Linked DNA regions of Homo sapiens: region 2 is linked to region 1. Evidence: chromatin loops called from intact Hi-C (ENCODE). Cell type or tissue: transverse colon. All regions are shown on one strand. Links, peaks and the distances in the headings refer to the core of each region. The heading gives the core; the rest is flanking DNA. Region 1 has its middle 7.5 kb from the start of PLCXD2. Region 2 overlaps TAGLN3 (transgelin 3).

Evidence for each region. Hi-C counts contacts between places; a loop is a spot of excess contacts. Peaks named below come from ENCODE experiments on the same cell type or tissue, not always from the same donor. Only the 100,000 strongest peaks of a DNase experiment are listed, where the experiment ranks them.
Region 2: it touches region 1 in a loop (19-fold over the local background); 32 of 110 quality-filtered maps call a loop at or near these places.

The regions. Positions count from the first base shown.
Region 1 is chr3:111,661,331-111,673,069 of GRCh38, forward strand. It overlaps a transcript of CD96 not described here. Among named protein-coding and RNA genes, the nearest start is that of PLCXD2, 7.5 kb to the right of the region's middle. RefSeq lists an enhancer at 6,605-6,654. In transverse colon, for the core only: a CTCF peak has its summit at 7,770 (motif pointing right); a DNase peak (open chromatin) is centred at 6,791; H3K27ac peaks cover 471 bases.
Region 2 is chr3:112,007,936-112,019,674 of GRCh38, forward strand. It overlaps TAGLN3 (transgelin 3), which reads left to right. Exons shown (of 5, transcript NM_001008272.2): 4 at 3,828-3,930; 5 at 5,475-5,950. The coding sequence ends at 5,616. Among named protein-coding and RNA genes, the nearest start is that of TAGLN3, 15 kb to the left of the region's middle. In transverse colon, for the core only: a CTCF peak has its summit at 5,799 (motif pointing left); a DNase peak (open chromatin) is centred at 5,766.

The DNA.
Region 1 (11,739 bases), core at 2,456-10,455:
CATATCATTCCACTCGGGTCCTTCCCAAATATCATGTCCTTCTCACATTTCAAAATACAATCATGCCTTCCTAGCAGTCCCCAAAAGTCTTAACTCATTCCAACATTAAGTAAAAAGTCCAAGTCCAAAGTCTCATCTGAGACAAGGCGAGTCCCTTCTGCCTATGAGCCTGTAAAATAAAAAACAAGTTAGTTACTTCCAAGATACAATGAGGGTACAGATGTTGGGTAAATGCTCCCATTCTGAAAGGGAGAAATTGGCCAAAACAAAGGGGCTACAGGCCCCATGCAAGTCTGAACACCAGCAGGGCCATCATTAAATCTTAAAGCTCCAAAATAATCTCCTTTATGTCTCACATCCAGGTCACACTGATGCAAAGGGTGGGCTCCCAAGGCCTTGGAAAGCTCCGCCCCTGTGATTCTGCTGAGTACAGTCCTCTTGGCTGCTTTCACAGGCCATCATTGAGTGCCTGCAGTTTTTCTAGGTGCATGGTGAGGTTGTCAGTGGATCTACCATTCTGGGGCCTGGAGAACAGTAGCCCTCTTCTCACAGCTCCACTAGGCAGTGCCCCAGTGGGGACTATGTATGGGGGTTCCAAGCTCACATTTCCCCTTTGCCTTACCCTAGTAGAGGTTCTTCCTGAGGGCTCTGCCCCTGCAGCAGACTTCTACCTGGACATTCAGGCATTTTCGTACATTCTTTGAAATCTAGGGAGAGGTTCTCAAACCTTAACTCTTACCTTCTACGCACCTGCAGGTCCAAAACCACATGGAAGCTTCCAAGGCTTGGGCTTGCACCCTCTGAAGCAACAGCCTGAGCTGTAACTGAGCCCCTTTCAGGCACAGTTGGAGCTGGAGTGGCTGGGATGCAGGGCACCATGTACCAAGGCTGCACAGAGCAGTGGAGCCCTGGGCCTAGCCCAGGAAACCATTTTTCCCTCTTAGTCCTCCAGGCCTGTGATGAAAGGTGCTGCTGTGAAGGTCTCTGAAATGCCTTGGAGGCATTTTCCCCATTGTCTTGGCTATTAACATTCAGCTCTTCTTTACTTATGCAAACTTCTGCAGCAGCCTCGAAAGTCCCCCCAGAAAATGGATTTTTCTTTTCTACCACATGGTTGGGCTACAAATTTTCCAACCTTTTATGCTGTGCTTCCTTTTTAAATATAAGTTCTAGTTTCAGGTTATTTCTTTGTTTATGCAAATGAGCATAGGCTTTAAGAAGTCACCAATTTACTTGCTTTGCACTTAGAAATTTCTTCTCCCAGATATTCTAAATCATCTCTCTTAAGTTCAAAGTTCCATAGGTTTCTACAGCAGAGGCAAAATGCCACCAGTCTCTTTGCTAAAGCATAACAAAAGTTACCTTTACTCCAGTTCCCAATAAGTTCCACATCTCCATCTGAGACAACCACAGCCCGGGCTTCACTGTCTATATCACTATCCACATTTTGGTCCATTCAACAAGTTTCTAGGAAGTTCCAAACTTTCCCTCATCTTCCTGCCTTCTTCTGATCCCTGCAAACTGTTCCAACCTCTGCTCCTTACCCAGTTCCAATGTTGTGTCCACATTTTCAGGTATCTTTATAGCAATGCCCCACTTCTCTGGCACCAATTTTCTGTATTAGTCCATTCTCACACTGCTATAGAGACATACCTGAGACTGAGTAATTTATGGAGAAAAGAGGTTTAACTGACTCGCAATTCCACAGGCTATACAGGAAGCATGGCTTGGGAGACCTCAGAAAACTTACAAACATGGTGGAAGGGCAAAGGGGAAGTAAGCAGGAGAGAGAGAGAACAAAGGAGGAAGTCCTACACCCTTTCAAACAAAAAAGTGAGTAGTACTTTTTTGCTACACACTTTTAAACAAATCTGTGAGATCTCGTGAGAACTCACTCACTATCACAAGAGCAGCAAGGGGGAAATCTGCCCCCACGATTCAAGCACCTCCCACCAGATCTCTCTCCCAACACTGGGAATTACAATTCAACATGAGACTTGGGTGAGGACACAAAGCCAAACTGTAACAGCCTTGGCAAAGAATTTTTGGTTAAGTCCCCAAAAGCAATTGTAACAAAAACAAAAGTAGACAAGTGGGACCTAATTAAACTAAAAAGTTTCTGCACAGCAAAAGAAACAATCAACAGGCCTAATATCCAGAATTTAAAGGGAAGTTAAACAAATCAACAAGCAAAAAACAACTCCTTTTAAAAAAATGGACAAAGGATATGAACAGACATTTCTCAAAAGAAGAGATACAAGTGGCCAACAAACATGAAAAAATGTTCAACATCACTAATCATTAGAGAAACACAAACCAAAATCACAATGAGATACCATCTCCCGCCAGCCAGAATGGCCATTATTAAAAAGTCAAAAAACAGATGTTGGCAAGGTTGTGAAGAAAAGAAATGCTTATACACTTTTTTTTTTTTTTGAGATGGAGTCTCGCTCTGTTGCCCAGGCTGGAGTGCAGTAGTGCTATCTCTGCTCACTGCAAGCTCCACCTCCCGGGTTCACGCCATTCTCCTGCCTCAGCCTCCCGAGTAGCTGAGACTACAGGTGCCTGCCACCACACGCCCAGAAATTTTTTTGTATTTTTAGTAGAGATGGGGTTTCACCATGTTAGCCAGGATGCTCTCGATCTCCTGACCTCGTGATCTTCCTGCCTCAGCCTCCCAAAGTGATGGGGTTACAGGCTTGAGCCACTGCGCCCAGCCGCTTATACACTTCTGGTGGGAATGTAAGTTAGTCACCGTGGAAAGCAGTCTGCATATTTCTCAAAGAACTTAAAATAGTGCTACCATTCAACCTAGCAATCACATTATTGGGTGTATACCCAAAGGAAAATAAATTATACTACCAAAAAGACGTGCAAATGTATGCTCATCACTGTGCCCTTCACAGTATCAAAAATATAGAATCAACCCAGTTGTCCATCATTTGTGGACTGGAAAAAAAATGTGGTACATATACACTGTGGAATACTATGCAGCCATTAAAAAGAATGAAATCATGTCCTTTGCAGCAACGTGGATGTAGTTTGAGGCCAAAATCCTAAGTGAAGTAATGCAGGAACAGGAAAAAAAAATACCACGTGTTCTCACTTATAAGTGGGAGCTAAACATTTAGCACATCTGGACATAAATATGGAAACAATGGACAATGTGGACTACTAGAGCATAAAGGGAAGGAGGAAGGCATGGGTTGAAAAATAACCTATCAAGTACCATGCTCACTACCTAAATGAAAAGATCTGTACCCCAAACCTCAGCATCACACAATATCCTCATGCAACTTGTACATGTACCCCTGTATCTAAAATAAAAGTTGAAATTTTAAACAAAAAAAAGGTATATTAAAAAGGGAGAGAGGACTATATTTTTCAAAAATGTCAATATAAAGAAAGGCTCTGAAAATATTCTAGATTAAAGGAGGCTAAAGAGACATGACAATTGATTGCAATACCTAACTCTAGATTGAATCCTGTACTAGAAGGGGGGAAATGGTATGAAAGACATTTATTAGATCAACTGACAAAATTAGAATATGGACAGATGACTAGATAAAAGTATTTATAACTCCGATGTTGTTATGTAAGAGATATTTTTATTCTTAGGAAATACACAGTTATTATTTAGCAGTCAAAGGACTATGATATAAATAACTTAGCCTCAAAGGGTGTGTGTTCATGTGTGCATGCATATGTATATGCATACACTTATACATACATACATGCATGTATAGATATACATGTATATGCATACAGAGAGAGATGGAAGCAAATGACAAAGTAAAGGGGGTAAATTGTTAAAGACAGATGAATCTAGGTAGATGGAATAAGTGTGTGTGTGTGTGTGTGTGTATGTGTGTGTGTGTGTCTTTTAATATTTTTACTTTTGCAACTTTTTTTGAAGTTTGAAATTATTTCCAAGTAGAAAGTTTAAACAAAAAGTACTTGAGCAAGACCCTAATGAAAGATTCTTAATTTGACTCAAAACTACCCTATTTTTCCAAGACTGCAACCTTTTTACAGTATGACAAAATCCAAAATGCTGTTTCATTGGCGTGGGGGGCAGGATTCTTTCTCTTTTCTCTGAGCATTGTTTAATCTGAAAGTTCAGAAAGAAAATAAGCAAGGATTCATCCCATAAGTTCGCTGTTTTTATATCATTTCTGGGTCTTATTCTACCCTAGGTATTGGCTGGGATCCACCAAAACTTCAATCAATTTTCCTTTCTTAAGGAGATAATTGGAGCCCTTTGATTTTCCCAAAACTCCAGAGCAAACTTACCCTCTCACCGTTGAACCATTTCATATCAAAGAAAACTAAGCTGTGTTTCTCCAGACTCCACCCAAGAAAGAGACTTTCATTCCTCCCTCAAACCCTTGGGCAGTGTTTTTTGTTGCTACTTTAGTAGAAACTACGGAAACAATTCACAGTTTACAGCAGTCCCTGCAGCAAGATCCCACACATGTGGCAGAACTGGGCAGACTCCTGCTCATCATTCCTACTTGGGGCTCCCCACACAGGAGCGGGGGCAGGAAGAAGGCTCAGCAATCACTTCTACAGAACCTCCTCCTACAGGACTTTTACCCATCACCCCAAATTTTGGGTACACAGCTTGACCAATATTTATCTGTTCAATAAATACTATTTGAAGATACTCTCTGTCCTATCTACTGAGATGAAATTTTTCAGTTTGCTATTGTTGCTTTAATGTTTATGTCAAAACGTGCAATGTCACTCCAAGATGAGGGAATGCGGGCTGTGAACTCTGTTGGACCCAAATGTCCTCAAAGGTGGAAAGCTGCCTTCACTCCTCAACGCCCCCACTGTGAGGATGAGGCCAGACACAAAGTAGTATTCAATTCAGTATCATGTGAATGAATGACAGGAAATGGCAAATGAGTGAGTAGGAGAAAGAAAAATGCCTTGTGGAGCAGAGAATTTGCTAAAGGTGGTGATTGTCACTCAAGTATGGTGAGTTGAGCTTTTCTTTTGACTCACTTCACATCACAGACTAATATATCCACTTTAAATCAATGCTCTTCTTCTAATGATTTTTATTGTGGCATGTCAGTCAGGCCAGGAGAGGTCAGGACCTAAATCTGGGCAGCTTGGCAGATGCCTTAGGCTGAATAGGCCACTGAGTCAGTTTCAAAGTTTAGCCCAGATTGGTAGAATCAGGCAGGCATCATAGGTGCAGAGGAAAAAAAAAAAAAAAACAGATCCAAGGAATCAGTGAAGACTCAAGTAAGTAGACACAGAACACCAGTCTAGACAGGTGAGGAAACTTAGTCTAAAACTCTTGGAGCAAGAACATACCTCAGCAGGCTAAAGATTCATAGGAGTTTGAGACCTGAGTCAGAGGCCTCTTGTCTTCTACTTCCGCTGTGTAAATTTATCAGGCTTTAATATTGTACATTCGGTACCAGAAGGGCAGGATGAGCCCTACAAGTGAAACTTTCTCCTGGTCAACTCAAGAGGAGGGAGTTAAGCTTAGGTGGGAAGCTTTCAGTTCTCTACTCTCTTTAAGAAGACAGTCTAATGGCTCATAATCTTGATTCTTCACCAGCGTTTGCTCCAGGTTGCCTAAGGTTTGGGCAAATAGACACGATTTCAAGCTTTGGTTTCAAATCCACTCATAGTCTTCTACTTTACTAAAGTTGGCTGGGCCATGAGTGAACAGAGCTTTCTTGTGCCTAATTGACTTCTTGGTGCCTTTCTTCCAGACCTAGGACTTTCACATTAGGGGTCACAAGTACCCAAGAATAAAGGCGTGTGCCAGAAGGGACTCGAAGCCACAGGGCAAACATAGCACATCCAGAACATCAATTTTGTGTGTGTGTGTGCATGTGTGTGTGTGTGTGTGTGTGTGTAACAAAATGTGAATGAATTTACAAAAACAAACTATGCAGCTTGAAAGAAATGCCAGGATCAGTGCTTGTCATGCCTGCCATACAGGGCTCTGGGGAGTGTGCATTTACTCAGCTCCATGATTAGGGCACATCTGGCGCAAGAGTTGAGAAGCTTTGCCCTCGGGCCGCACACACATCAATCCTACCACTGTGGAGGTGATGGAGGCACTAAAGGTGACTTCCATCCAGGTCATTCATACTTCCCACTCTGAGAGCTTCATTATGTGTTTTCTGAGCCTGACTGCCTGAGCTAAGCGCATCTCATCCTGGGTGCTGAATGCGGGGAGAGGGTAGAGAAAATGTTGAGGTGTCCCCAGAGGCTAGAACGTGTTACCAGTATAAAGGTACTCCCCAAAACACAATCTCAAGCTTTTGCTGGTAGCCGCATGATTTTAGAATATTAGGTCCATATTTATATAGAAGTTCTGTTAGTCCTGACTACAGCAAATGAAGTCAAAGATTTGAGTGAGGAAAGGCAATAAAAAGGAAAGAAAGGCTTAACTGTGCAAAGACAAAAGGTATCTACAGCAGGCAGAGGGAAAAAAACAGAGTACGGTTGGAAAGACCGTGAAGTTCATGTAGTTCAATCAAGCATCAGGTGCTTCAATTCTATCATGTTACTGTCTTATTGGTGCCAAGCTTGGCTTGGATGCTTCCAGTTATAGGAACTCACTTCCTCCTCTACTTCATTATATTGCTTAACTCTGACTTCTAGAATATTCTCCTTTATACTTGGCTGAAACAGAAAGATGTGTGGCATAAATTTTACTTTCTCTTTTACTTCTGCTACTCAAAGGAAGAGGAAGCTGTGGGTGCAGATGTTGCTAAGATAAACTACAACTTCCTCCATGACCAGTTTCTGCAGTTTAGGAAGGGCAGAGCCGAACACGTGGCTGAGTTGGGGAGTTAACTACAGACACTTAAGCAAATCAGAATCCTTTGAAACAAAATCATCAAAAGGCCAAGAAGCATTTGTAAGGGCTTTTGACTACAACCTAACATTCAGAGAGAGTTGATCAGAGAGAGTTGTTGACACACTAAAAATTCATTACTTTTATTTACATTGAAATTTATTTACTTTATTAAAAAATATTTTTGTTGGTTAAGGTTGTTTGTACAAACTTGTAATTTTAATATTTAAAAAGTTGGAAGAGAATGATAGTATTAGGTAATGATAATATTACTAATTTTTACTCCATGGATGAGGTGGCATCATGCTATTTCCAATTGATAGTGGCACACCAAATTGCAGAGTCATGTTGTTAAAAGAATGCATTCCCAAGATTAGATTGGTTAAATGATAACAAATGCACAGAGGTCATTCTGTTGTGACTGAAGCTCAAGTGATTACTAATATACACATTAATACAACAATGTCTCCTAATAATAGACATAATTCTCATAATTCTAGGAACCTTGGGGTGGGGTGGTAGCCTGGAGAAAAAAAAGGTAAGGGTGGCAGATCAATTGATTTTCCTGCTAGTTGAGATCAACTATCTCTGCCAAAATAGTCTTCCTAATTGCATAAAGTTATATGCAGCATGGATAAGAATTGTTTACTCTGCCATTCTACCTATTTTAACTTTTTTAAAAAAGAGAAATTTGTTGACATTTCAAAGCCTTCATCTCAAACATTTGAGACATAAAAATCCCCTGAGGAGAACATTTTAAAGACAGGAGGAAAAGATGCCATCCCAGAGGATCTGATGCAGGAGGGTTGGCATTTGATCCAGAAATCTGTATATTGCATAAACTCCTAGTTGTTCCTGTTGCTGGTGATCTACAGGCATTTTTAGGAATAATTGACACTGACAGAACATATTATACGTGCCTGAAGTGAGCCTTGAATACCAGTAGGTGGCTCTATAACATCTTAAATCAGGGACTTTGCAGCTAACTAGCTAACTAGCTAGAAAATAAAGGCTCTGAGGCCTTTATTTCCTCTCAATTTCCTTTTCAGGGATTGGAGGTGGCGTGGGAAGGAGAAATGGAAGAGGATGCTGGAATGTGGTGTGGTAGACGGAAATGAATGGATATTAAAATGAATTTTACAATCATCACTTGTTAGTAGCCCTCTCAAAAGTATTATAGTAACGACTACTGTTAAAATAAATTTTCTGAAAGCATACCAGAAAAACTTAATGTCCAATAAACTTAAAAGGCACAGAGGCTCTTAGGGTCTTCCTGAACACCGAGCTTTCAAATCTGGGAGAAACAATCTTATGGCCAGCCATTGCTGCCGTTCACTCTTGTCTCATTACAGAATCCCAGTTGTGGGCCATAAATACCAAGTGGGCATGAGGTAATATAGACAACGCTACTTCCTGCTTAAGCTTCTGCTTCTCTTCTACCCAGTTTCTCAAGGACACACCACCTGGGTATAATCCGGGAATGGTCACAGTAAAAATGACAAAACAATAGTCTCCGGCTCTACCCCAATCAACAAAATAAGTGGATCCCAATCCTCTGTCTTCTGATGTCAGGAATGTGTAAGTTGTATCATGTGTCCACAAGTGTGTGCCTCAGTGTCTCCATTTCCTTGGAGGCTCCTGAAGATCCCCAGTTGCTGCAATGATGTCACTCTTCCTGGAGGTAATTGCTGCTGCTGTCGTCACGTCCCAGCACCACCTATGTTGGTTGCATCTCCTCATTCTCCTCTGATCTTTATCATACAGTCTTTTGGCTTGAGCTGGGTGAAGAAGCTTGGGAAAGACTAGGAATAAACTCTACTGGTACGAGGCCATAAAGCAAAGCAGCTTCTACTCCATCCCATCTTTCGTTTACTTGGCTCCTCATTTCAGTCCCTTATTCCTTTTCCACCCACCCCACTCCCCAGCCAGAAAAAAAAATTGTGTGTGACGCATCACTGTGGAACTCAAAGCATCATATAACCTCACTCTCCTCTAGGCAATATCCCTCGACCAAATACATGTCTGTGTTCTGATTCTGCTTGGGATCTGTTCCTTCCCCATCTCGTACACAGCCTGGGAAGTAAGACAGTCCTGGGGCTTAGCTCTGGGGACCAGGGACAGCCCTGGTCCCAATATCATTAAATCAATATGCTTCCTCCAAGGCTTTTTGGGTGCCTTTAATCAAGTAAAATCAGGCCGGCTTATCCTGCCAACTACACATGTCTGAATGGCAAGCTGTTTTGGTGCTTTATCTGGGATCCTCACTACTCATTTATCACGTGAATCCAAACAAAACAAACCACTTGTAAAGTACAGACATTTCAAACAATAAGGGAGTCTCCAAATAGAGGGCTAAGGTTATAGTCAGCTCTTCAGGAATCCAGCAGGGTCTTTACCATTACATGTCACCTATTATAATTGTAACCCTGGTAAAGGCTGTTTATGAACAAAGCATATTTAAAAGCTTGGAAAATTTTTTATGTTGACAAGAGAGGCCATTGCAGGTTTTTAAGAAGGGAAGCAAAATTATTCACATTGTATTTTGGAAGATAATTATGGCAGAATGGGGAATGGTTGGGGAAATAAGAGTGTAATGGAGAAAAAATTTCCAGAAAACAGATTTGCATATGTATTTACATAAATGAGATTGGTTGTATTCAATAAAAATGGATGAACAGTTTGATGAGGTGTTCAAGTAATAAAAAATAATTTAAGAGATAGGGAAGCTACCCACTCAGGCCTTAGAATTACAGGTCCTTGGGGTGAGAAGTAGGGTTGGGGAGCCAAGCATCAGAGTTCAGAAAAGCCATGCGTTTAGTCTCTATGTGCCAGGTCTTTGCATTTTTTCTCACTTTTCATTGCTTAGATAATTGGTTTCAGTGATTTATCTGAAAGACTCTTTATTTCCCCCAAGCATTCTCCATTCTGCCATAGTTACCTTCCTAAAGTACAATGTGAATCATTTTACTCCCTTTCTCAACCTGCAATGGCCATTTTTGTCAATAGAAAAAAAAAGTGCAACTCTTTAATATGCTTTGGTCATAAACAGCCTTTACCAGGTTTACAATAACAGGTAACATGTAACGGGAAGCCCTTGACACAATGATCAAGAGACCTGGAGTCCCAGCTATGCAACTCACTAGCTATGAGATCTTGGACAGCGTTATGTAGCCACTAAGCCTCAGTATCCTTCGTAAAATGGGAACAGTAATAGTATCTAATTCATTGGGCTCATGTGAAGATTAAATGAGAGTAAATGAACAATATTTCCCACTTCTCTCATATGTCACTCTAGTATATTTTCTGTTTCTCACATCTATCATTCATTGTCATAGCTTTGCCTCTGTTTTCCCAGCTACATATGCCTCTCCCATGCCAAAACCCTCTACCCATTTTCCATGAGCAAAACTTTTCTCAGAATTCAAGACCTGGTTTGAATACCACATCCTCTAACAGTGCATCCCTTGGCTCTTCCTCCATCAAAATATATACCACTTTATTATCCTCCATTTGTGTGTCTCTGTTATCCCTTCATTCTCCCTGATATTACAATTTGTAATTCACATATTTGACTCTCTTTTCTACTGGATTATATATTATCTAAGGATCATTTCACTTTTCTTCCACTCCTAGGACCTACCAGAATGATTTACACACAAAAAAAGCACTCCATTTGGTTGTAATTATTCATTAAAATTTACTTACTTCAAAATTTCAGTCCTACTGTAATTGAGTTCTCTTCTTTTGATGTCATAATATAGAATGTATAAAAATATTAATTATCCAAACTCTAAATATTAATTTTTACTTAAAAAATATTTTTCCCTATACTCCTATAGCATAGTAGAAAAATCCCACTGGTAATTTGGTTTCCATGGCATAATATGATAAAAAAATTATCTTAGAGATTGTTAGCTGAGTTTTTTAAAGCAAATTTATTTTATGATTATAAAAGTTATGTAAAAACATTATAAAATCTTGGAAAAGAGAGAAAAAGCACTGCATATCCTTCCTGTCAAACATGAGCCTGTTCTCTAAGGCCTTGCTACTCAAAGTGTAGTCTGGGCCAGGAGTATCTGCATCGGTTAGAAGCTTGTTGAATATTTGGACTATCAGGTCCATCTCAAATCGATTTAATCAGAATATGATTGATTCACATAGTAATATCTGAAAAGCACTGCTCTAATACACTCCTTGGAGCTCAGCAGAGCATGACATTTACCAAGAGCTTTTACCAAGCATCTCCCTCCTTCCAATAAATACTGAGCACCTGCTATATGCCAAGTACTGTACTAGACACTGTGTTTTCATTTGCTAGATTTTTCCCAAGACTGACTCAGGAATATATGGAAAAAGTGTTGCCCTCCTTTTGAATTGTTTTCTTGGGCAAATCAAGTAACTGTAAATTTAAAAGCTGCCAATTTCAGAGAGGTGCAAATCATCTCATTCTGAAGCGGTTCTACTTCCTTTCAAGTTCTCACTTAGTAATGTTGCTAAGTCTCTAAAATTCGAGGCTTTTTTGCTTTTTTTTTTTTGAGATGGAGTCTCACTCTGTCACCAAGCTGGAGTGCAGTGGCGGATCTCAGCTCACTGCAACCTCCACCCCCCCGGGTTCAAGCGATTCTCCTGCCTCAGCCCCCTGAGTAGCTGGGGCTACAGGCATGCGCCACCACACCCAGCTAATTTTTGTATTTTTAGTAGTGACTGGGTTTCACCATGTTTGCCAGGATGGTCTTGATCTCTTGACCTCATGAGCCACCCTTCTCGGCCTCCCAAAGTGCTGGGATTACAGACGTGAGCCACTGCGCCCGGCCAAATTTGATGCTTTCTAAATATCACTCATTCCTTTCATTAACAGCTGAAAAATAAGGGGAAAAAAGGCACTAAAATTAACATTTCACAGTAGA
Region 2 (11,739 bases), core at 2,602-10,601, 350 kb after region 1:
CATCCCAGGAGACTGCCCCAGAATCTGAATATTTAAGATTCTTGGGTAATCCTGAAGATCAGTTTAGCTTGCAAATCACCAGGCAACACCTATAACTCTCAAACTTGCCTGAAGATATGAATCACCCAGGAAGCTTATTAAAAATATGGACTCCCAGAATTTACCAAATCATTCTCTCAGGAGAATGACCTCAAAATGCATATTTTAAAAGAGATGCCCCCCTGCAAACTCCCATAAATAATCCAAGAAGCTTGGGAAAGCAGGCTGTGTATGGCCATTTTTTATACTTGCACAATTTTGAAGGCTTTGTCATTAGGCAGATATGACACTTGGTTGTGATACGACTAGTTTTCTTTTCTTGTTTATAAATTTATTTCATTTATCTTATTGTTATTTAGAGACAGGGGTTCCCTCTGTTGCCCAGGCTGGAGTGCAGTGGTGCAATCATAGGTCACTGCAGCCTGAAACTCCTGGGCTCAAGCAGTCTTCCTGCCTCAGCCTCCCAAAGTGTTGAAATTACCGTTGTGAGCCACTGTGCCCAGCCTTTTGTTGTTTTATACTTCGTGCACATCACAGAGCTTCCTTAACCTCAGCGCTTTTTTATGCACTTAAATTTTTGACCCCCAGTTGCAGAAATCAGCTTCTACAAGTGGCCCTGACTCCTGTGTGCCACTCTCATCCAATGGTGCTTGATGTGGGCTTCTGAACTGGCAAAACAAGACAGGGAAGGCTGGAAAGAGGCCCTCTTCCCATCTTGTCAGTCCAAGAGTGCTGGAATTAGGAAACATAACAAGAATAACATAACAAGAAAGTGAGCTAGATGTGAACTGGTTCCAGAAGGCAGATTTCTGGTCATAGTGTTATTTAGAATTTTGGCAATCATTAACTTAGTGTACTAGTCCATTTTTGTTGCTTTAAAGGAATATTTGAGACTGGGTAATTCATAAAGAGGTTTTATTTTAGCTCACGGTTCTGCAGAGTGTACAGGAAGTGTGGTGCTGGCACCTGCTTCTGGCAAGGGCCTCAAGAAGCTTACAATCATGGTGGAAGGCGAAGGGGAGCCAGTATGTCACATGGTGAAAGAGGGAGCAAGAGACAGAAAGTAAAGGTGCCAGGCTCTTAAACAGCCAGATCTTGTGTGAACTCATACATAAGAACTCACTCATTACCATGAGGTCAGCACCAAGCCATTCATGAGGGATCTGCCCTCACGACCCAAACACCTCCTACTAAGCCCACCTCCCACATTGGAGGTCACGTTTCGACATGAGATTTGGAGAGGACAAAACATCCAAATGATATCACTTGGCCAGAACATCAGTAGTGAGGCCCTAACTGCTTTTCTTTGTTTCAGTCTTGTTTGGATGAAGACATGGAGAAACCTAGACAAAAACACTCAAAGACTTATGGGCATTGAGGTTGGTGCCCTTGATTCTACAGGGCCTGAAATCTGTGCTCCAGTTTTATTCCCCTCAGTGTCCCCTCTGGCCTGGCACAAAACAGTCATCATGACCCTTTCAGATCATCCCTGATCGCTGGTTCCTACTGAGGAATGTGCTCCTCATCCAGCCTGCAATGGGGTGCCATGGGAGATGGCAGAGTGGCATGGTGGATTGTTCAAGGGCTTTACATTCAGACAGGTCTGATCTAGAGCTGGGCTCTGTTAACTGATTGGGTGACTCTGGGCATGTTAATTAACCTCTTTGAAATAGTTTTCTCGTCCACACATGAGGAGGAATAATCCCAATTCCATGAGGTTGAGATGACATATACAGTGTCTACCCTATAATTTACATCAAATATCTTGCTTTGGAAAGTTTCTTAAGGAAAAAATTCCAATTTCTTCCTGTCAAATAATGCCCGCTTCCCTAGTGGCTTCTTTCTCAAGTGTAATCACTTCCTTTTCCACTCTCCTGGGATGAGGGTGGAGTTGTGTTGATAGTTCTAGGCTCCTGGATATCTTATCTTAGCCGGCAACTTAGTTCCCTTTGTCCTCTCTGGGTTCATGTAGTAGTCTATATAAGAAGTGTTATATATAACACTTACATATAAGTGTTAGTTCTTATAAGTTCTTATATATAGTCTTATATATAAGAAGTGTTATATAGACTACTACATGAACCCAGAAAGGACAAAGGGAACTAAGTAGGGAACTAAGTGTTGGGAATTTTCTAGATGCAGGGATACCAGGGATGAACTAGCTACTTTGAAGGAGTCTAGTTCTATAGTTTAATAAAACTTTGCTTCTTCATCCGTTGCTCCAGGGTAGTGTCTGTGGGTGATCTGCTGGATGTCAGGCCCCACATTTTCCCAGATCCTGGACATATCAGAATAGCTCTTTCCAACCACCAGAAACAAGTATCCAGGGTGCTCTTTGTAAACAGTAGAGATGAGTGATATACCCTAACCTAAGCCTTCCTTTGCTCATTTATTTCTCTAGGTTCCCTTTAATAGTTCACTGCCTAAGAGCAAGTCCTCTCCCTATCTCTTCACAGAATGAACCTTCAGAATATCATTACTACATTTATATTTTTTAAAAAGTGTCCCATTATATGGTGACAATTACAGAAATGCTTTCACCTGTGGAAGAGTCATTCTAACAACAACTTCTGTGTTTCTTCTTAGTTCTGAATATTCCTTATGCCTTCTCCCTTCTGTCTGCTTCTGAAATACTTCATTCTCCACCACCCCAGTTATTCCTTGAGTCTGGGGGACTATCCATTGACAGCATTTTATCCTTGTATTCACCAACCAGTCCCACAGGGCCTCAGGATTCAGGCAATCACCCTGTGGTTAACATGGGAGGTGGGGGTAGAGGGGAGAGAGGATCAGCTTTCTGTCTCTCCTCTTCGAATAAATGAAGATCCTGAGCTGGACTTCCTCTGAAGGCCTTAATTGTTTATTTTATTACAGTTCATACTCCATTCTCACTTTCCATCTGCCTTTCCCCTGTAATTCTGTATTCCCCAGAGACTGAGCTGCAGCAGCTGGGCCAAAAAACTGCAGACGGTTCACCAGGTCTAAAGAGAGCCTTAATATTTGCCCTTAACTTTCACAGTTCCCCGCCAGGTTAGATGCTGCCTTCCCTTTTAACCCTATGCTTTTTAGCTTTTGTATTCCACACTGGTGCCTTGCATGGACTTTTGGTCTGATTCTAAATTGCAGGCCACCCCCTCAGTAGCATCTTCTCAGTTTAGGACAGGTCAGTCAACTGGAAGAGAAGAAAGGAGAAAGAATGGGAGGAAAGGCTGAGTTGTAAGGCCCAGTTGCTTTCTCCATGGGTTAATGGTCACTGGGCTGCTTAGGTAACAGGGCTCCCCATCCCACTGTGCAGGGGCCACACTGCACATCCCTCTCCCTTGCTCTCCTCTCTGTCACACACAAGCCAGTTGTTTATTGTCTCCATTTAGCTGTTTTCAAGCGGCACAAAATAAAGGCCCTATCACTTGTGTCACATTGAGTGCTTTCTGTGTTGATTTGCTGTTCTTCATTTGCCAGGCCTCTGGCCCAAAGAGCAAAGTGAATACTCAATTTGATGCACATGGATGATTTTATTTATACAGCAACTATGAACGGATTAGAAACTTGGTATCTCTGGTATGTACCATATAGAGAATAATTAACCAGGTTACTTTTTGTTCCTTTCTGAGAAGTTTGGGTATGGTTGTCTTAGGGCCACTTTGGGAGGTGTTTGATAGCACTGCTCCCTTGAATCTGGTCACCTGCAGCCTTCTATCAGAACTTCCCTCCTGGGTGTCCAGCCGTATCCTTCCAGCATTCCTTGGCTCTGACACGTGCTTGGCTTTAAGCTCTTTGTTGGCTTCCAGGGAAGGACATGGCAGCTGTGCAGAGGACCCTGATGGCTTTAGGCAGCGTTGCAGTCACCAAGGATGATGGCTGCTATCGGGGAGAGCCATCCTGGTTTCACAGGTAAAAGCCTCTTCCTTGCCCCCTGGACCACAAGGCGATTTTAACCAGAGGGAGGGTCTGAAGCCTTGGAACTCTACAGAGGCTTTATGTGCAAAGCCCCAGGACCAAGCACTGCTGTCTCCACAACTGAGTTCCCCAAAGCAATGAAAGACTGATGCTTCTGTACAGGCCAGTAACCTAACCAGAGCAGAAATGGTTGGGCCTTTTCTACCAGATACCTCCCAGCTCCACCCAGGTTCTGTTTCTCCTGAGGCTCAGCAGGACTGGATGGCCTTTCTTGAAGGTGGCTTCATGTCTGAACTTGGCTTTATTATGACTTAAGCCAGCTCTGAGCTTTCTTGCCTGCCTGGCTGCTTCCCTCCCTCCCTCCCTCCCTCCCTCCCTCCCTCCCTTCCTTCCTTCCTTCCTTCCTCCTTCCCTCCCTCCCTCCCTCCTTCCTTCCTTCTTTTTTGTTTGTGTACTTAATAAAGGGTAAATATGTCATGTTTGTTTGGAACAGTCATGGTTAATATCTATGTTGTCCCAGTATATCTATTAATAGAACTCTCTTTCACTCTCAACAGCGTCCTAGTCCGGATGACAAATTATATGGTTATCTCTCAGTAAAGGGTCTTTTTTTAAAATGATTTTTTTTTCAGGGGGTAGGGTAGGCAGGAAGCTTAAACTGGGTAATTTAGTTGTAGAAGAGTGCCCTGTGGCAAATAATTGATTATTCATTTCCAGCATCCCCTTTTCTTCTCCTTGACAGTTATTAAAAAAAAAAAAGTTACCAGCTTATGTCATTTTAAAGAACACTCGCCCTGAAAACTTCTGAGAGGTTGGCCATTTGAAACCCTGGTTTTAGTGTCTGTATTATTAGTGAACTACCGTGTTCCCATGTGGCTACACAACCACAATTATGTACTATCTGGCTCTTTACCAAAGTTTGCAGACCTCTAATCTAGAGTGCGACATTTCCCCTCATTAACTCTTAGGTCCCTTGGCTCTAAAAGGGTATATTCATCTTGGCCCTATACAGGGAAAGGGGGAATGGGATTAATGATGTGCTTTGTAAGAAGAACCAATTTTAATTTTCACAAAGGCTTGACGTAGCTGTGAGAGAAAGGGTAAGAAGAAGCAGGCTTCTTCTTAGAAGTCTGAGATGGCCTAAAGTGGTGGGGGAAGAAGGGAGAGTGGGGAGAAAGAGAAACAAGAAAAGCTGAGAGTGAATTCCCCAGAGAGGTAGCCACTGATTCTGCCCTACTCTTTGCTGGAATTCTGGAAAACACCTGGGCTTCTAAAAGATAGGGAGCTCATGCATCATGGTAGGGCCACAGCTCAGGCTAGGGCCAGAGATAGCTCAGAGTAGCGCCACGGCTCAGGGTAGGTCCACAGTGCAGGGTAGGGCCATAGCTCAGAGTAGGGCCATAGCTCATAACCACAGCTCAGGGTAGGACCTGCTGATCTATTTGGGGACCCCCAGCAGAGCCTGTCTAATTGCATATCTTGAAAAGGATTGGAAAACTGTCATAATGACATTATTCCCTCTCACTTTCCTTGTCCAGGAAAGCCCAGCAGAATCGGAGAGGCTTTTCCGAGGAGCAGCTTCGCCAGGGACAGAACGTAATAGGCCTGCAGATGGGCAGCAACAAGGGAGCCTCCCAGGCGGGCATGACAGGGTACGGGATGCCCAGGCAGATCATGTAGGACGCGGCATCCTGCCCCTGGTAGAGAGGACGAATGTTCCACACCATGGTCTCTACGAAAAAGAAATAGTTAGTCACCTTCTGACCTTCTCCTCTTTCTCAAAGCCTTCTGTCCCTGGTTTTTGCAAGTGCTGCATTTCCGCCGAGAATCCGCGTTGCCTACTGCTGCCACCTCCTGTTCATTTAGAACTATGCAAAGACTCCGCTTCCGTTTTCCTGAGCTCCTCGGGCCCCAGAGTCTCTGTTTGATTATTTATTTATTTATTTATTTATTTGCCAAAAATTCTCCTCTTCAACTTATAGAATGCACCTAATAAAGTAATTAGTCTTGTGTCTTACAGTGTAAAGTTCATTCTTTCTCTTAAGGACTCCACAGTCCGGACTGGTTTCTCTTCCATTCAAAGGCCAGAAAGATGGAATTAAGCTTAAGCTGCAGCTGAGCAATATAGGTTAGCTATGAGGACGCTCTTGCAAGATTATCGCGTTTATCTTGGCAATTGGAATAGAAAGTTTAGGAGTCATTTCGCCCACTCTGAGAGCCTAGAGACATAAGTTCAAGAACAAAGTCTTTGACCACAACAAGTTTTTGAGCATGTACTTTGTGCTTATTGTGCTAGACCTGTAGAGGACACAGCCCGGGAGACAAAGCCCGGTTTCTTGAGAAGCTCTTGTATAGGTGCCCAGGAAGTATCTGTTGAATGGATGGAAGGAAGAATGGATGGGTGGATGGTTTTATTGAATGGATGGGTGGGTAGATGACTGGATGAATGAGCAGTTTTCACTTCTCTAGCATTCATCTTCCTCTTACAGACGAGACCCTAGGTCCGATGCTGACATTTATACAGTTTTTTTCATCATCCAGGAGTTATAGACAATGTAGTTTGCTCTCCTAAAGTCATTTAAAGGGTCTAAACCCTGAAAACCCTAGGATATTGCCTGGTATTGCGATTTGCCTAAGATGAATAGGTTTTTGAGATTTTTTTCCCCGTGGATAGAAAACATTAAAAGGTCAAAAAAGCCTGGGGATTATCAGTTCATCTTATTCTTTCTTACCAGTAGAAACAAGGAAAAAAAAACATGTGATATATCTAGTAAGAAAAGAAATAAGGTATTTTATCCATATAATGGATAACAAGAAAAAGATAAAATAGATGAAAGTATAGACATTGCCACACTCTAAATGTTTGGATGGTAGTTTTTTGGACTGTGTTCTCTCTTTGTTCTCTGCAGTTCTAGGTTTACCCAGAGGTTCCTATGGGATCCCTGTGGGGGCAGGGCTGCTGAGGAGGCAGAACCCTGGGCCCCCACTCCTGCTTCAACCATAGCAGCTCTGATATATCTGTATTACACATTAGGATTCAGTATAACATTTAAAAAAGACCTTTAATGTAAAAGAAAAAAGGAAAAACCATTATGCTAAAGAAAATTGGCCTGTGGGTCACCTAAGCAGTTTACTGTATCTGCTAGAAGTTCTAGTGACCCTTTGACAGCTACCAGTGAACTGCCTATTCCCAGAAAGATGTCTCCCAGCCATGGCAGCTGAATTATTACCTAAAACCTCACCTTGGAGTTGCCACAAAAGTAAGAGAGGGAGGCCGATGGATCCCAAAAAGTGAAATAAAACTGGGAGGAAAGTCCTGGAGAAACAGAGGGTGTCTAGGTCCCTGTTTGGGATTGGGGGTAGGAGCCCTAGGGAAATAGCCTCCATCAGGAAGGGAATGGATTGGGAGAGAACTTTCAGGATGTGCCGTGTTCTGGCTCCCACATTGCCCTAGCTGTACCAGTGACACAGAGAGGTGAGAAAACAGCAAAATTAGTTCAGAGCCAGCAGGAATCAGCTTGCTAAGTTCAGGGCTGTGCTGGAGCCCAGCTGGAGTGAGGAGCAGGTAAAAAGAGCACCGGTAGACTTGCCAGCACCTGGACATTTCTCCTCCCAACAAGATGCAACCCCCCCCCCCATGGAGACTCCCATCCCTTCAGTTGTATCTAATAATTGTAACCTAGGGACGAGGCTCTTGAAAAAATTTGAGGACCTAGAGCAGAGGTTTACCCTGAGTGGTGGCGATTAGGGTAGAGAATGAGAATCCAGTGTGTAGTTCCAAAGAATATCTGTCTCGATATATTTTCCCAAAAGTCACCAGAAGTGATCCAAGCTAAAGCCTGAGATTATTTTTCCCTCTTTTCCCACTTTGCATTTGCAGTCAAGTAGTAGGATCTTGCTTTTTATTTGCAGGCATTCTGCCATTTTAGTTACCATTCGCAGAAAGCTTTAATGGCATAATAGTGTGCAGCACTACTGTAGATAATAAATTTAATTGGCATGGCCTCAAATTAGCAAAACTGCTAATTTAATCAGTCATTGAAATTGAAACAATTCTGTTGACTATGAATCTTTCACTGCTATGGTAACTGTAAAGCACAAAGATAAAATTTTAAATTGTAGTAGCATTATTGGCAGAAATGAGCACAACATTCTTGTGAGTGCTTTTAAAGCCTATTTCCCTTGGACATTTTAGAAGTGAAATTTCCACATTTAAACAGGCCAAGGTCAGCTTCTTGAATAATGTAGACTCCAGGCCATCTTTCGCATGGGCTTGGTAATGCCCTCACACTGTGCATGTGATAAACAAGCTTAAGGTGACTGCACCCCCTGAGTAAGATCAGCGTCTCTGCTCCCAAGCATTGTTTGAGAACCATTTCATATGGTAGGTGCCAATTCTTGATAGTTTGTTTATGCATTTCAGCTACAGGAAATAATGTAATAGCTTGATTGGATCCGAAGCATAGTCAAGTCCATTTTTTTAAAAGAGCAATCTTTCCTCTTTCTTAAATTATAGACCCAATTAGCATGCCATGTACTTTCTTCTAATTGCAGGCAGTGGTGACTGAGTGACAGTAAACTCTGGATAGTCATTATGTAAACCCTGTGTTAGTAATACACCTACTGTGCTATTAAAACCACTGGCTAGGGGGCCAAATGAGAAGGATTCTTCTGGGCCTCTGGTACTCAATTTTTCTCCATGTGATGATAACGTGCTGCAAATTGTAGAAATAAAAATTTTCTTTTTTTTTTTCACTCCTCTCAGCTCATACCTAGAAATAGGAATTTTCATGTCAAAACAGTTGTTTGCCAACATGTGCACCCAGCAAACAAAAGAAAGATAATTGCATATTTTAAAACATTAATCCTTTCTTCAATATATTAAGTCAAAGTTGCTTTGTATTGCAGTAAGCCGTTGTGACATAATCCATAATAGATGAGCCTCTGAGGCAAAGCTCCTTGGAAAACACAGGGTGATTCTAGATGTTGGTTTGTACCTGCTTTATTATTTTGCTGCTGCTTTATTAATAACACAGATCTTAATTAATGTTTATCATGCTTAATTTATTGACCGTCACTGTAGCTTCAAGGTATTTGTACAATGGGCCAGCAAGATAATTATTCCCTTTTATCAAATTTCAAAATAGATTTTTCCCTTGATAAAACGTTGTAAAATATTCAACAATTTGGGCAATGTAAAGACCCTCTTTAATTCCATCCTCCAGGATAACCACAACCCACAATTTAGTGCATCTCATCCTAGCAAATTAAAATGCATATGTAATCTGCATAACATATTGAGAATATCTTCATTTCTACAACCATTTGGTAATAAACCAGTTTCTCACAGCTACAGCCTATCAGATAAAAGGGGAGGGTAGATATCTTCTCAGGAAGTAGGAAGGTCTGACTCAATGGGGTGTCCCAACAAGACCAGATGAGGAAGCTGGTCCTTTCTACATGGAAAGTTCTACAAGGAAATGACTGAATAATTTTTCCTTGAAAATCTGTTGAATGGATGTATCACTTTTCATTTAATTAACCCTTTACTGTTGGATTTTAAAATGCTCTCAAATTTCATCATTAAAATTAATGCTATAAGAAGCATCTTTATAGCTATATCTTTGTAATAATTACCTTAGGATAATTTCCTAGTGATAAGTATCCATTTTTGATTAATATTGTCAAACTACCCTCCATACTACCAGTTTAGCGCCTCACCTGCTAAGTATATGTGGCCATTTCCATACACTCTTATCAGCATTATCATTTTTTTAAAAATTGTGAATATTTTGAAAGACACCGTCTGCATGCTAGGATGTTAGTGGAATTTGGTGTTCTTCCTGGGCAGCTGCAAAGAAATTTTATGGTGGCTGGATACCTTGCCACAAATCCCAGTGTTTTTCATTTCTGCCACAGAGCACATTGGATCTGTGAGCAATTCATGCTTGTTTTATTATTATTTTTATTTATTTATTTGAAACAGTGTTTTGCTCTTGTTGCCCAGGCTGGAGTGCAATGGTGTGATCTCGGCTCACTGTGACCTCCGCCTCCTGGGTTCAAGCGATTCTCCTGCCTCAGCCTCCCAAGTAGCTGGAATTACAGGCATGTGCCACCACACTCTGCTAATTTTGTATTTTTTGGTAGAGACAGGTTTCTCCATGTTGGTCTGGCTGGTCTCAAACTCCCGACCTCATGTGATCTGCCTGCCTCAGCCTCCACAAGTTCTGGGATTACAGGCATGAGCCACCATGCCCAGCCTTATGCTTATTAATGACTGTATGAAGTAAAACTGTATGAAGTAAATAGGATTGCTAAAAACAGAAGGGTTGGCTGGTAAAAAATTATTGAAAAATATGATACCAGAACAGAAATTACTGTTTCCAGAATTCAATTTGAATGTCTTAGACAAGAAAGCATTGCGAAATGTAGTTAATTAATTTACTACTCAGTAAAATCAAAGATCTGACATGGCTGTGAGTCTATAATATAGACTCAAAATAAATATGTCAACTTTTATAACCCTGAGTTGAAAAGCCCTGAGTTGAAAAGTAAAGCTATGTTGAAGGGCAAGAATAAATCTCACTGTGGTTTAAATGAGTTTAGGGTAAATACTATCCTACTGACCTTTGTTTTAATGAGACAGATATTGAATGCCTTCTGGAGGATAAAGTTAAAGATCCATTCTGGTTCCACATTTTTTTTTTTTTGAGGCGGTGTCTCACTCACTCTGTCGCCTAGGCTAGAGTGCTGTGGCAATGATCTCAGCTCACTGCAACCTCCACCTTCCGGGCTCAAGAGATTCTCCTGCCTCAGACTCCCGAGTAACCAGGACTACAGCCATGTGCCACCATGCCCAACTGATTTTTTGTATTTTTAGTACAGATGGGGTTTCACCATGTTGGCCAGCCTGGTCTTGAACCCCTGACCTCCGTGATCCGCCTGCCTGTCCTCCCAAAGTGTTGGGATTACAGGCGTGAGCCACCATGCCCGGCCTGGTTCCACAGTTTTGAATCAATAATTCTTTGGGAGAACATTGCATCAGTCTTATGATGGGATGAGCTTTGCTCACATAGATTGCAAAATAAGGAACTCTGCCTTATAAAGAAATTTCTTATGAAGAAATTCCATTTCAGAACAAACTAAAGGGAAAAAAAATAATGACCTATGGGAATTTCACTTGATAGAAATTGCCCTTAGTCCAGTTGGGCTGCTATAACAAAATACCTTAGACTGGGTAATTTATAAATATTAAAAATGTATTTCCCATTGTTATGGAGGCTGAGAAGTACAGGATCAAAAAAACAAACAGATGTGGTGTTTGGTAAGGGCTTGCCCTCTGTTTGCAAGATGGCACCTTGTTGCTGTGTCCTTCAGTGGGGACAAATGCTGTGTCCTCACATGGCAGAAGAAACTGAAGGCCTAGGCAGCTCTCTGAAGCCCCTTTTATAAGGGCATTGACCCCATTAATGAGCACAGAACCCTCATGGCCTAATCACCACACAAGGCCCATCTTTTAATACCGTCACCTTGGTGGCTTGAGTTCCAACATACGAATTTTGGAGGAACATGTACATTCAAACTGTAGCAGGTATTTATTTAACACCTACTAAGTGTCAGGCACTCTGTATAATTCATATCCTTTAATACTTATAACAACCCCGTAAGGTGAGTATTTATGTAATTTCCCAGATAAGGAAAGTGAGGTATAGAGAGCCTAAGGGATTGTCAAAGGGTCCACAAATAGTAAGAGGAAGAACTGAAATTTGAACTCTGAGCATTGATTCCAAAGCCTTCTGAATT